Linked DNA regions of Homo sapiens: region 1 is linked to region 2. Evidence: chromatin contacts called from ENCODE Hi-C or POLR2A ChIA-PET data. All regions are on one chromosome and are shown on one strand. The core of a region is the stretch at or near the end of the contact, and the rest is flanking DNA. Distances in the headings are between cores, read along the strand shown. Region 1 has its middle 38 kb from the start of MIR6080. Region 2 has its middle 43 kb from the start of SMURF2.

Region 1 (6,000 bases), core at 887-3,386, 35 kb after region 2:
TAGACTTGAGTGGGCTGAAAGGTCACAAGGCTAAGATTTAGGGCTAACACAGAGGAGACAAGCCAACGCTGAGTCACTTTGAAGCTTGAAATCAGGGGTTTTAACCCCCACGCTATTGACATCTTAGACCAGAAAATTATTTATTGTGGGGCTGTTCTGTGCATTATGGGGTGTTTAGCCGCATCCCTGGTCACTATCCACTAGATGACAGTAGCATCCTCCTCCCCGAGAAGTGACAACCAAAAATGTCTCCAGGCCAGGCGCGGTGGCTCACGCCTGTAATCCCAGCACTTTGGGAGGCTAAGGTGGGCAGATCATCTGAGGCCAGGAGTTCAAGACCAGCCTGGCCAACATGGAGAAACCCCATCTCTACTAAAAATACAAAAATTAGCCAGACGTGGTAGCAGGTGCCTGTAATCCCAGCTACTCAGGAGGCTGAGGCAGGAGAATCGCTTGAACCCACGAGGTGGAGGTTGCAGTGAGCTGAGACCATGCCATTGCACTCCAGCGTGGGCAACAAGAGTGAAACTCCATCTCAAAAAAAAAAAAAATGTCTCCAGATTTTTGTCAAATGTCATCTTGGGGGGCAATATCTCCCTCGATTGAGAACCACTGCTTTAGGTAAAAGCAAAATCTTAGGCTGGGCGCAATGGCTCACACCTGTAATCCCAGTACTTTGGGAGGCTGAAGCGGGTGGATCATTTGAGGTCAGGAGTTCGAGACCAGCCAGACCAACATGGTGAAACCCTGACTCTACTAAAAATACAAAATTAGCTGGGTGTGGTGGCGCACGCCTGTAATCCCAGCAACTTGGGAGGCTGAGGCAGGAGAATCACTTGAACCTGGGAGGTGGAGGTTGCAGTGAGCTGAGATCGCACCATTGCACCCAGCTTGGGCATCAAAAGTGAAACTCCATCTCAAAACAAAGCAAAATCTTAGACTTTTGGGGCTATTGCCTGAAATCTTGGACAAAGGCCTAACTGACCCAGTTAAAATACTGAGTTAAAATCTGAGCCCCACTGTTAGACTAAAGCAAACCAAGGAGGCAATGAATTACGTGTTGCCTAACTTGCTTCTCCCTTGCAGTTTCAATTGCGTTAGGCAGCCAGCTTCCCTTCCTCTCCACTGTTTGAATTGTTGCTGTGCCGGGCAAAAACTGTGGCTGGTCCACCTCAGAGCTGGCCTCATTTCAATAACAGCCGGGAGGACTGGCATGGGGCTTTCCAAGCTTAATTAGCTCATGTTTGTAAAGTTCTTAGGAAGCTCAGGCCAGCATGCTATGGGAAGTCCAAGTTACTAGGATTCTCGCCACACTTAAAAAAAGAACATTCCCACATAAAAAGGCTGGTAGAGGCAGAAAAGAGTGCCTCAGAGCATGTGTGTGAATAGCAAAGGGTCCTTCTGAACCACATTTGAGACCGTAAAGAAAGAGGGTAATGCATTCCAACTTTCAGGCCCTCCTCCTATTCTCTAGAGCAGGAAATTATTTAAAGTATTTCCTGAACAGCTGAAGTATGTTAGAAACCTGCTAGCATCCTCCACAGAATCTCCAGGAAATGGACACCAAAGAATTTCTTTGCAACAAGAAACTATTTGAGCTCTACTGGCCATTTCTACCTGAACAGGTTGGATACTCTCAGCCTGGGACCTAGAGAATACAATCTTCTTAGATCATTTTTATGTCAAACTTAGCATCCTACAGCAAGAACACACACTGGAAGAGAATTCCTCTTGTGTATGCACATATATATGAAGAATTCTCTTCTAGCATATGTATATATATATATATAGAGAGAGAGAGAGTATATATACACATATATTAGTATACATCAAGAGAGACGGAGACAGAAAGAATGAAGAACTTTCTTTGTTAGGTAATTTAGCAATGTCAGTAATAGCTTGCTAGTTAGTTATTCCCGCTCAATCTTCGGGTGGGGCAAGAATGAGGTCAGCCTCTTCTGTTTTAGGCAGAATTCTAGAACATGTAACAAAAGGAAACTGCTTGGCTCCATCCCACCTCTAGAGATTTGTTCTCTCCAAGGCCTGCCTATAAATCTCCCAGGGTGGGGTTCCAGAAGCATGGTGCCCCGGCAAGCCAAGTTTGAACCTCCCAAGCAAATCAGCATTGGAATGTTGGTGGTGTCACAGGATCAAGAGCCATCTGGAAGCCAGCTGTGACTTGGGCTGATTCCCATGGTTTCCTATGAGAAGGGCAAGTATGATCACTACAGCAGAAATACCAAAGAAAAATGGCAATTGTTACCTCTGGAGCAAAGAACAAGGCCTAGAGCAGAGCCAGTTCCTAAAGAGAATGACAGATCTGATAATGCTGGTGAAGGCCAGGCAAGTTCTGTGCTTCCTAACCAGTTAGAAGCCTTTCCTCCGGCGGCGGCAGAGCTCGGATCCAGAGTTTGGGAAGTGTGGGACTTGCCTCTCTGAGACCTGGCTGTCAGCAGGAGGATGAGGAGCCAAACATGTCCCATTGTTACCACCCACCCTCTGGGGCTTGCAGGGAAACTGAACTCCTGGCCAAACGAGAAATATAAACCCTTGCCATCTTCTCTTTCCGAGGACAAAGGCACCACAGATTTTTAGTGTGTTTCATCATGCTTTTGGAATGAATGTCAACCAAATGCCATCTTTTAGGGACAGTGGCAAAAACGCCTGTCCAACTGGAGTTCTTTAGTCAATGGCAGTTACAGTCACTGATCTGAGGTCTTAAACTACCTATTAGGCTCAGGGAGTGACATTAAAAAAAAAACAGCAGCCGGGCGCGGTGGCTCATGCCTGTAATCCCAGCACTTTGGGAGGCTGCAGTGGGTGGATCACAAGGTCAGGAGTTCGAGACCAGCCTGGCCAACATTGTGAAACCCCATCTCTAAAAATACAAAAATTAGCTCGACCCGGTGGTGCATGCCTGTAATCCCAGCTACTCAGGAGGCTGAGGCAGGAGAATAACTTGAACCTGGGAGGTGGAGTTTCCAATGAGCCAAGATTGCGCCATTGCCCTCCAGCCTGGGCAACAAGAGCAAGACTCCGTCAAAAAAAAAAAAAGAAAAGAAAAGAAAAAAGCAAAAAGCATATTTACAAATGTGTAGAAAATAGGCTGGGCGTGGTGGCTCACATCTGTAATCCCAGCACTTTGGGAGGCCGAGGTAGGTGGATCACCTGAGGTCAGGAGTTCAAGACCAGCCTGGCCAATATGGTGAAACTCCATCTTTACTAAAAATACAAAAATTAGCTGGGCATGGTGGCGGGTACCTGTAATCCTAGCTACTCGGGAGGCTGAGGTGGGAGAATTGCTTGAACCTGGGAGACGGAGGTTGCAGTGAGCCAAGATTTCGCCACTGCACTCCAGCCTGGGCGACAGAGTGAGACTTTGTCTCAAAAGAAACAAAAAAAGAAAAACAAAACAAGAAAAAGAAAAGAAATGGAAAGGAACTACACCTGAAACTCATAATATTTTGAAGGTAGCTCTGCCTTTGAGGGCCTAATTTTCCCCAGGCTGTGATCCCCTTTCTTTGAAAAGCACCCACATGTATTTAACAGTAAACTGTGCATACAGTTTCAGAGGTTCAGGAGCCCCATAACCTATCTTGGATCTCAGGTTACACAGGTTAAGAATTCTTATTCAGGCCAAAATATAAAATCCAATGGTAGAATTTTAGGTTATTATTTTAATTGTTTTAGGTTATTATTTTAATCTTTGTGGTATTCTGTTTTTCAAATTTTCTAAAATAAGTATTATTTCTGTAACTACCAAAAATACATTTTAAAGAATTACCAGAAAGAAAAGAAAGAGAAAAGGAAGAAAAAAAGAGAAAGGAAGGAAGGAAGGAGAGAGGAAGGGAGGGAGGGAGGGAGGAGAGAGAGAGAGGGAGAGAAAAAAGAGAGTGAGAGAGAGAAAGAAGGAAGCGAAGGAAGGAAGGAGAGAGGAAGGGAGGGAGGGAGGGAGGAGAGAGAGAGAGGGAGAGAAAAAAGAAAGAGAGAGAGAAAGAAGGAAAGGAAGGAAGGAAGGAAGGAAGAAAGAAAGAAAGAAAGAAAGAAAGAAAGAAAGAAAGAAAGAAAAAGAAAGAAAGGAAGGAAAATGAATTAGCTTTGTGTTCCCTAAGTTAATCTTTGCTGAGTGGTTGAGACGTTGGTTGAAAGAATGGGCAAGAACAGAGTAGGGTGACAGTCATTGGTCACTTACAACTTTAGTCTAAGCCAAAGGGTTGAAAAAGACCATCTTGGCTGGGCGTGGTGGCTCATGCCTGTAATCCCAGCACTTTGGGAGGCCCAGGTGGGTGGATCACTTGAGGTCAGGAGTTTGAGACCAGCCTGACCAACATAGAGAAACCCGGTCTCTACTAAAAATACAAAATTAGCCTGGTGTGGTGGCGCATGCCTGAAATCCTGGCTACTTGGGAGGCTGAGGCAGGAGAATCTCCTGAACCTGGGAGGCGGAGGTTGCAATGAGCCAAGATCATGCCATTACACCCCAGCCTGGGCAACAAGAGTGGAACTCTGTCTCAAAAAAAAAAAAAAAAAGAAAGAAAAAGACCACCTCATTTATACACAGTTTTCTACATTTCTCCTATATTTCAATAGTTTTGCTTTTAAAATATGTATTTTTTGCAGCCACAATCAGGAGATGCCTTCTGGGTATCATACCTTGACCATTAATTTTAATTTTGAATTGATTTAAAGTTTTCTTATTCATCCAATCTTTCCTCATATTCCCTTGTTTTTATGGATAAGCTTCCAATATTTCTGCCTAAACTTGTTCAAGTTCTAAACATGAGTTTCTTCATAGTAGAAAATATGGCTTTGTGGTGGCTGTCTCAACAGTCAAGTGTTTGCTCATTCAAGAAACTTCATTAACACTAGTATTAGGGCCCTATCAGGTATTGATACTGACAAGCTTCCATCACCAAGTTGGACTTGGGTGGTTCAGTCCTGTTCTCATGGCCAATGAGAAGTTAGGTGAGGAGGTGCTCCAATTAGTCTGTCCAATAGAATTAAGAGAAAGGGAACCAGTGGGCACAAGAAGACAGCTGGACCTCTCACTGGGATACTGCAAAGGCTAACAGCCAGTCTAGGAACTTAGTCACAGTGGGCTCTCCTTGAGCCAGTTCCACTGTTCAGAGAGCTATGCCAAGCCCGTAAAAGACCTAAAGGCTGACAAAACATCTGACTTTTCAGTAGAATCCCATCATTAAGTATGTAAACAATCCAGTATGGTCATCTTATGTTGATGTGTATCTGATTGATAAGGGGAAAAAAAAGAAGAGTAATAATCAACTTAGACTAGAAGGTAAAATATATCAAAACAAGAGTCTATGTAAGAACAAACAGAAATCTTTGGTGTTAAAAGGTTGGAGGCAGCCAGGTGCAGTGGCTCATTCCTGCAAATCCCAGCACTTTGGGAAGCTGAGGCAGGAGGATAGCTTGAGGCCAGGAATTTGAGACCAGCCTGGGCAACACAGCGAAACTTTGTTTCTTCAGTTATTACAGCTATTCCCAACAACAAAAAGTTTGGAATAGCCGTAATACTCATCTAGGATATTTCTATTATGTAGGAATTAGTATCTATACTTTTCTTATGCCAGCACTGAGCTGCCCCATCAAAAGGTCTTTCACTGACATAATAAAGAGGCAGGATTTGAATTCAGACAGATCTGGCTCTTAAATACCAGTCCACTTCACTGCACCATGCTACCTCCCACAACTAGGATGGGAAAAGACATTTACGATTGTGAAAAGCCTGGAACGCACGAACTGATCAGTTTAAGAGGGTTCGATGCATACACCTCCCACACAGTGTTATGAAACTGTCCCAAATATTTAGGAAGAACTGAGCGTTCACAGACACTAGAATTAGCTTTCAAACTATGCCAACATGTCGTTTAACATGCAAGTGCTCAAAATTAAATTGCACTTCTGCCCTCAGAAAACCCTAGTTGATAGCTTGGGTGTTTCTTATCATCTTTATTAGCTGGGGTTATGAAACTTAAATGG
Region 2 (6,642 bases), core at 3,632-6,131:
ATCTCTGTCTTATTTACTGCTTCGTATTTCTTTTCTTTTCTTTCTTCTTCTTTTTTTTTTTTTTCGAGATGGAGTCTCCCTCTGTCGCCCAGGCTGGAGTGCAAGTGGCACAATCTCGGCTCACTGCAGCTTCTGTCTCCTGGGTTCAAGCAATTCTCCTGCCTCAGCCTCCCATGTAGCTGGGACTACAGGTGTGTTCCACCACACTCGCCTAATTTTTGTATTTTTAGTAGAGACGGGGTTTCACCATGTTGGCCAGCTAGTCTCGAACACCTGACCTCAAGTACTCTGCCAGCCTTGGCCTCCCAAAGTGCTGGGATTACAGGCGTGAGTCACTGCGCCTGGCCTGCTGCTTCATATTTCATTTCATTCATTCAGGAAATATTTTATGAACATCTACCATGTGCCAGGCCACTGGGATAAAACAGTGAACAAAAACAAAATATCTATTCTCATGGACTTAGATTCTAGTGAGACAAATAGACAATAAATACACGAACAAATAAACCCATAACATGCAAAGTGATGATAAAGCCTTAGGAAAAATAAAGAAAGGCCCGTCAGCCATGTGAGTATGTAGCAAGAAGGCACCCTCTATGAAGCAGAGAACAAGCCCTTCCCAGATACCAAATCAGCTGATGCCTTGATTTTGGACTTTCCAGCCTCTAGAACTATGCACAATAAATTCTATTGTTTTTAAATTTTCTAGAAAAGAAAAATAAAGGAGGGTAAGGGAACAAGAGTGGCAGAGGACATTATTTCACATAGGTTAGTTGGGGAGACTTCTCTGATAAGGCTAAGTTTAAGCAGAGACTTGAATTAGGCAAGGGAGCAGTCTATGTGGATATCTGGGAGAAGATGGAGCTGTAAATGCAAGATCCTAGAGGAGGAAACAGCCAACAGTGTTCTGTCGGAGAACAGCAATGAGAAAAGGGTCGCAAGAATGGAGTGAACAAATGAGCCACACATGGTGGCACGTGCATGTGACCACAGCCACTTGGGAGGCTGAAGCATGAGAATCACTTGAACCTGGGAGGCAGAGGTTGCAGTTAGCCAAGGTTGTGCCACTGCACTCCAGCCTGAGCAACAGAGCGAGACTCTGCCTTAAAGAAATAAAACTAAATTAAAAAATACAGAATGGAGTGAACAAAGTTGGAATTCAACCAGAAATATGATTAGGGAGAGGGAGTGGTATTATCATGTGGAGCCTTTTAGACAAGGACTTTGTGTAAGCTTTTCATGGAATATAGCACATATAGAGAAAAGGAAACATCGTAAGTGTACAACTCAGTGCATTTTTTTTTTTTTTTGAGACAGGGTTTTACTCTCGTCACCCAGGCTGGAATGCAGTGGTGGGATCTTGGCTCACTGCAACCTCTACCTCTGGGGCTCAAGTGATCCTCCCACCTCAGCTTCCTGAGTACCTGAGACTACAGATGCAAACCACTGCACCTGGCTAATTTTTGTATTTTTTGTAGAGACAGTGTTTTACCTTGTTGCCAGGCTGGTCTCAAACTCCTGGGCTCAAGCGATCCTCCTGCCTTGGCCTCCCAAAGTGCTGGGATTACAGGGGTGAGTCACTGCACCCAGCCTGATTTTTCACCAACCCACCCATTTAAACCATCATCCCAACCAAGCTATGAAACGCTAACAGCAGCTTGCTGGGTGTGGGGGCTCATGCCTGTAATCCCAGCACTTTGGGAGGCCAAGGCAGGAGGATCGCCTGAGGTCAGAAGTTTGAGACCAGCCTGGCCAACGTGGTGAAACCCCGTCTCTAATAAAATTACAAAAATTGGCTGGGCATGGTGGTGCGCACCTGTAATCCCAGCTACTCGGGAGGCTGACGCAGGAGAATCACTTGAACCTGGGAGGCAGAGGTTGAGGTGAGCTGAGATTAAAAAAAAAAAAAAAAAAAAAAAAAAAGAACACTACCAGCAACCCTGGCCGGGCGCAGTGACTCACACTTGCAACCCTTGGACTTTGGGAGGCCGAGGCGGGTGGATCACCTGAGGTCAGGAGTTTGAGACCAGCCTAGCCAAGATGGCGAAACCCCATCTCTACTAAAAATACAAAAATTAGCCAGGCGTGGTGGCGTGCACCTATAATCCCAGCTACTTGGAGGCTGAGGCAGGTGAATCGTTTGAACCCAGGAGACGGAGGTTGCAGTGAGCCGAGATCACGCTACTTCACTCCAGCCTGGGCAAAAGAGCAAAACTCCATCTCAAAACAAAAAACAAAAAACAAAAAACCACTACCAGCAACCCTGAAGCCTCTTTCACGCCTCCTGTCATTACTTGATTTTGGACTTTCAGTCCACACTGGATCAGTTTTGCCTGTTTTGAACTTTGTGCTTATGAATCACACAGTATTACCCTTTGGTGTCAGGCTTCACTCCCTCAGTGTTATGGTTATGAGATTTGTCCATGTTATCGTGCATAGTGATGCTTCATTTTTTTTCATTGCCCTGTAATATTGCACTGTGTAAATATAACACAATTGATTTGTCCATTCTACCATGGATCAATATTTGGGTTGTTTCCAGTTTGGGGGCTATTTCAAACGCTGCGATGACCATTCTCATTTGTGTCATTTGGAACACATGAGTATGCATTCAGGGTGAGATTATTAGGTTTAGGTTTTACTTTTTTTTTTTGGTAGCGGGGGATGGAGTCTCACTCTGTCACCCCGGCTGAAGTGTAGTGGCTCAATCTTGGCTCACTGCAACCTCCACCTTCTGGGTTTAAGCGATTCTCCTGCCTCAGCCTCCTGAGTGGCTGGCATTACAGGCACCCACCACTATGCCCGGCTAATTTTTGTATTTTTAGTAGAGACGGGGTTTTGCCATTTTGGCCAGGCTGGCCTCAAACTCCTGACCTCAAATGATCTACCCACCTCGGCCTCCCAAAGTACTGGGATTACAGGTGTGAGCCACCATGCCTAGCCATCTAGGTTTTACTTTGATAGATGCTACCAAACTATCTTCAGACTTTGCTTTTCAAACTGAATGAAAAGGGAAATAATTTGAAGGTTCAAAGTAGAAAAATCCCATAATCTGACTTACATCTTTAAAGGGTCACATACTATAAATTTTGAAAGATTACATTTTTTAAATATTCACCATATGAAACAAAATCCAACCTGACCAGTCCCAGCACTGAAAGCATGACTCCAGATTTGTACCTCTAGCCAGAACCTCTCCTCTGAACTACAGACCGTTATCTCCAAAGTCTGCTTGACAGCTGCACATGGATGTCCAATGGGCATCTCCACCTTTCCATGGCCAACAGCTTCTGATATTCTGCCCTGAGCCAATTCTTCCTATGGGTTTTCCATCTTTACTAACAGCAACTCTGTTCTTCCATTTATTTAGGCTGGAAACATGGGTATATCTTTTTCTCTATTTTCTCATGCTCCACATCTGGTCTATCAGCAGATCCTGTGAGCTCTATCTTCAGAATATTCTGGAATCACAGCTTACCACTCCCTACCACTACCTGTCCAAACCACCATTCTCTCTCTCCTAGCCTACTGCAGTGCCCTTTTACTTTTTTTCTCTTATTTTATTTATTTATTTTGAGATGTAGTCTCCCAGACTGGAGTGCACTGAAGTGATCTCAACTCACTGCAACCTCCGCTGTCCAGGTTCAAGCAATTCTCCTGCCTCAGCCTCCCCAGTAGCTGGGATTACAGGTGCACACCACCATGCCCGGCTAATTTTTGTATTTTTAGTAGAGACGGGGTTTCACCATGTTGCCCAGCCTGGTCTTGAACTCCTGACCTCAAGTGATCCACTCACCTCAGCCTCCCAAAGTGCTGGGATTACAGGGGTGAGCCACAGCGCCTGGCCTGCAGTGCCCTCCTAAGTGGTTTTGCTGCTCCCACATCCTGCTCTCACCCTGTTCAGGATACTATCGGTGCCGCTTCCCAAAAGATCCTGTTCAAACATAAATCAGAGCCTGTCACTTCTCCATTAAAACCCTCCAGTGGCTTCCTGTATCATGCTGGGTGCAAACCAAAGTCCATACTACCACCCACAAATTGTAGCAAGATACTGCTCCTTTTAGCCACACTGACTTTAACTCCTGTGACGCTCCCGTCCTCACTCCATTCCAGCCATGCTGTTCATCAAACTGGCCTTTCCCCTGTTCATCAAACTGCCCAGGTGAGCTCTTAATCTCAGGAACTTTACACTTTCTCTTCCCACTGCCTAGAATGCCCTTGCCCCAGCTAACTGCCAGCTCACTCCCTTGCCTCTGTCAAGTCTCTACTCGAAATTTCCTTTCTCAGCAAGGACTTTCCCAGCCCCCTGGTTTGACATTTCATACTTCCCCAATGCCTGACATTACATATTGCTTTCCCAGCTTTTTTTCTTTGCTCAGCATTTATCACTATCTCACATGCTATAATTTTTATATCTTTTATCTTGTTTATCAGCTGTCCCTCCCAGCAGAACGTAATTGCTATGAGGACATTGATTTCTATGTTTTGTTTACAACCGTAGCCTGGCATCCAGAACAGGGCTTGGCACATAGTAGGCACTTAATAAATATTTACTGAGTGAATGAATAGATGGCTCCTTGCCCTAGATCTTCTCTTGATTACCTGTGCTTCAGAAGCTGGTGAGAAATCAGCAGAGGTTTCTAAGCACTTCCAATAAGTTGGAGTTGCCAATAGAAACATGTTCCTTCTCTACTCTCCCTCCCTGGCGTGCAGGGACCTGGGAAAAGCAGAGATGCTGATCGATATCTCTGACTGGGAAGGAAGATGGGATTAGGTACTAGAAATAAGAGGAAGGATGTCTCCGCCCGTCTGCTCAGAGGCTGCAATCTGCTTGGCATGCCGCCTGCTCCCAGAAACAGGATGTGTCCAGAGAGGAAGTGACTGCAGACGTGGAGTGGGGGAAAATGCCCCGTGCCTGAGACAGAACACTTGAGGCTAGTCATTCTGGAGCCTTCCAAGGGTCCATTCCTGGGGGATGAGTAAAATCCGCTCCGCAGTCTCACAGTGACTCATTCTGAATGGCGGAGAATCCAAAGCCCTTCCCTAAGTTAGGGCAAAAACAGGTGCTTCCTCCTCTGGGGTTCCCAGCTTGGGTGACTGATGCTGAAGGACAGAGGATGCCCACACACCTTGTTGGAGGCTCTGCAGGAACTGACAAAGAAAATAGCATGGTAGAAAGTCATTTTAACCAATCTTCTCTTCCTTGACTTGAGGTCAGAAGTAGACAAGTCTAGAAGGCCATTGCCCAGGTGTTTCTTAGGAAATCCGCTTCCTGCACCTTCCCCAGTAGCGGGTAAAGAGGCAAGATCGGCCTGACTGAGCCCTGGGGCCTCAAGCTCAGGCAGCCTGGCAGAGGGAGCCCCCTACTTCATTGAGCTGGTCCAGCCCCAAGGCCACAGAGGCTTTTTTTTTTTTTTTTTTTGATATGGAGTCTTGTTCTGTCGCCCAGGCTGGAATGCAGCGACGCAATCTCAGCTCACTGCAACCTCTACCTCCTGGGTTCAAGCAAGTCTCCTGCCTCAGCCTCCCGAGTAGTTGAGACTACAGGTGCCCACCACCATGCCTGGCTAATTTTTGTATTTTTAGTAGAGTCAGTGTTCCACCATGTTGGCCAGGCTGGTCTCAAACTCCTGACCTTAGGTGATCCACTTGCCTCAGCCTCCCAAAGTGCTAGGGTTACAGGTGTGAGCCACCACGCCTGGGTTTTTTTTTTTTTTTTTTTTTTTTTTTTTTTTTTAATTTGAGACAGGGTCTTGCTTTGTCGCCCAGGCTGGAGTGCAGTGGCACCCTTCACCTCCTGGGTTCAAGCGATTCTCCTGCCTCAGCCTTCCGAGTAGTTGGGATTACAGGTGACTGCCACCATGCCCGGCTGATTTTTGTATTTTTAGTAGAGATGGGGTTTCACTATGTTGGCCAGGCTGGTCTCAGACTCCTGACCTCAGGTGATCCATCCACCTCAGCCTCCCAAAGTGCTGGGATTACAGGCGTGAGCCACTGCACCTGGTCTGGCCCAGCCATAAGTCTTATTTTGCAGCCCAAAGAGAGAAAAACAGTCCCTACAGACACTCCCCAGGGGCTCTGCCTTGGTGGGCTCTCAAATTTGGACTCTGCCTGTAGGCCAAAGGGCACTAATGTCATAAAACCCACACCAGGAAGCTTGCGAAGAAAAACAACTTGGCTGTTTAAGAAAAGACCCACAAACACAGTGCCGAACATGGAAATGGACAGAGGCATCGATGCAAGTTTCCAGAAGGGCAGAAAAAGCTAGAAAACTCTCCCAACACTGAGTAACCACAGCAATCTCTAGACAGGTTCTGGGCCTTATGTTTACGATGAAATGCAGGAAGCAGCTCAAAGCCTAGAATGTTATTGTGAGCATTAATATTATGTTCATAAAAGCTGTGGTATTTTTTTCTTCTTCTCTGAAAGCCAAAGCAAGCATCTCTAAACTTGTCCTTGATAAGAGGTTAAATATAGCAGGAGGTGTCATGCCAGTATGCTGCTTCTAATTTATTTACAGAAAAGAGCCCCTATGGTGCAAGACATTCTGTAAGCTGCTTTTTTGTTTGTTTAAACAGTTGATCATGAGCATCTTTTCATGTCGGTATGTATACATCTACACGGTTCTATGTGCTTTCTGTA

The links. Hi-C counts contacts between places; a loop is a spot of excess contacts on that map. ChIA-PET counts read pairs that join two places held with the same protein, here RNA polymerase II (POLR2A). Pooled maps may share reads with other maps.
Region 1: a map of endothelial cell of umbilical vein shows a loop between it and region 2 (5-fold over the local background). The contact joins two enhancer-like sites. A Hi-C loop is called at or near these places in 4 of 168 maps with a recorded cell type or tissue (PC-3, endothelial cell of hepatic sinusoid, endothelial cell of umbilical vein and 1 more) and 3 of 50 pooled maps. POLR2A ChIA-PET finds 5 or more read pairs at or near these places in 14 of 52 experiments (AG04450, BJ, CD4-positive, alpha-beta T cell and 11 more).

What each region holds. Positions count from the first base shown.
Region 1 is chr17:64,740,040-64,746,039 of GRCh38, forward strand. No RefSeq gene overlaps it. Among named protein-coding and RNA genes, the nearest start is that of MIR6080, 38 kb to the right of the region's middle. Within about 2 kb of position 2,137, at least 20 of the 41 ENCODE cell types and tissues checked have a DNase peak (open chromatin) inside an H3K27ac peak, as active enhancers do; they include endothelial cell of umbilical vein, where a contact is called at or near this core.
Region 2 is chr17:64,702,395-64,709,036 of GRCh38, forward strand. No RefSeq gene overlaps it. Among named protein-coding and RNA genes, the nearest start is that of SMURF2, 43 kb to the left of the region's middle. RefSeq lists an enhancer at 3,990-5,189. Within about 2 kb of position 4,882, at least 28 of the 41 ENCODE cell types and tissues checked have a DNase peak (open chromatin) inside an H3K27ac peak, as active enhancers do; they include endothelial cell of umbilical vein, where a contact is called at or near this core.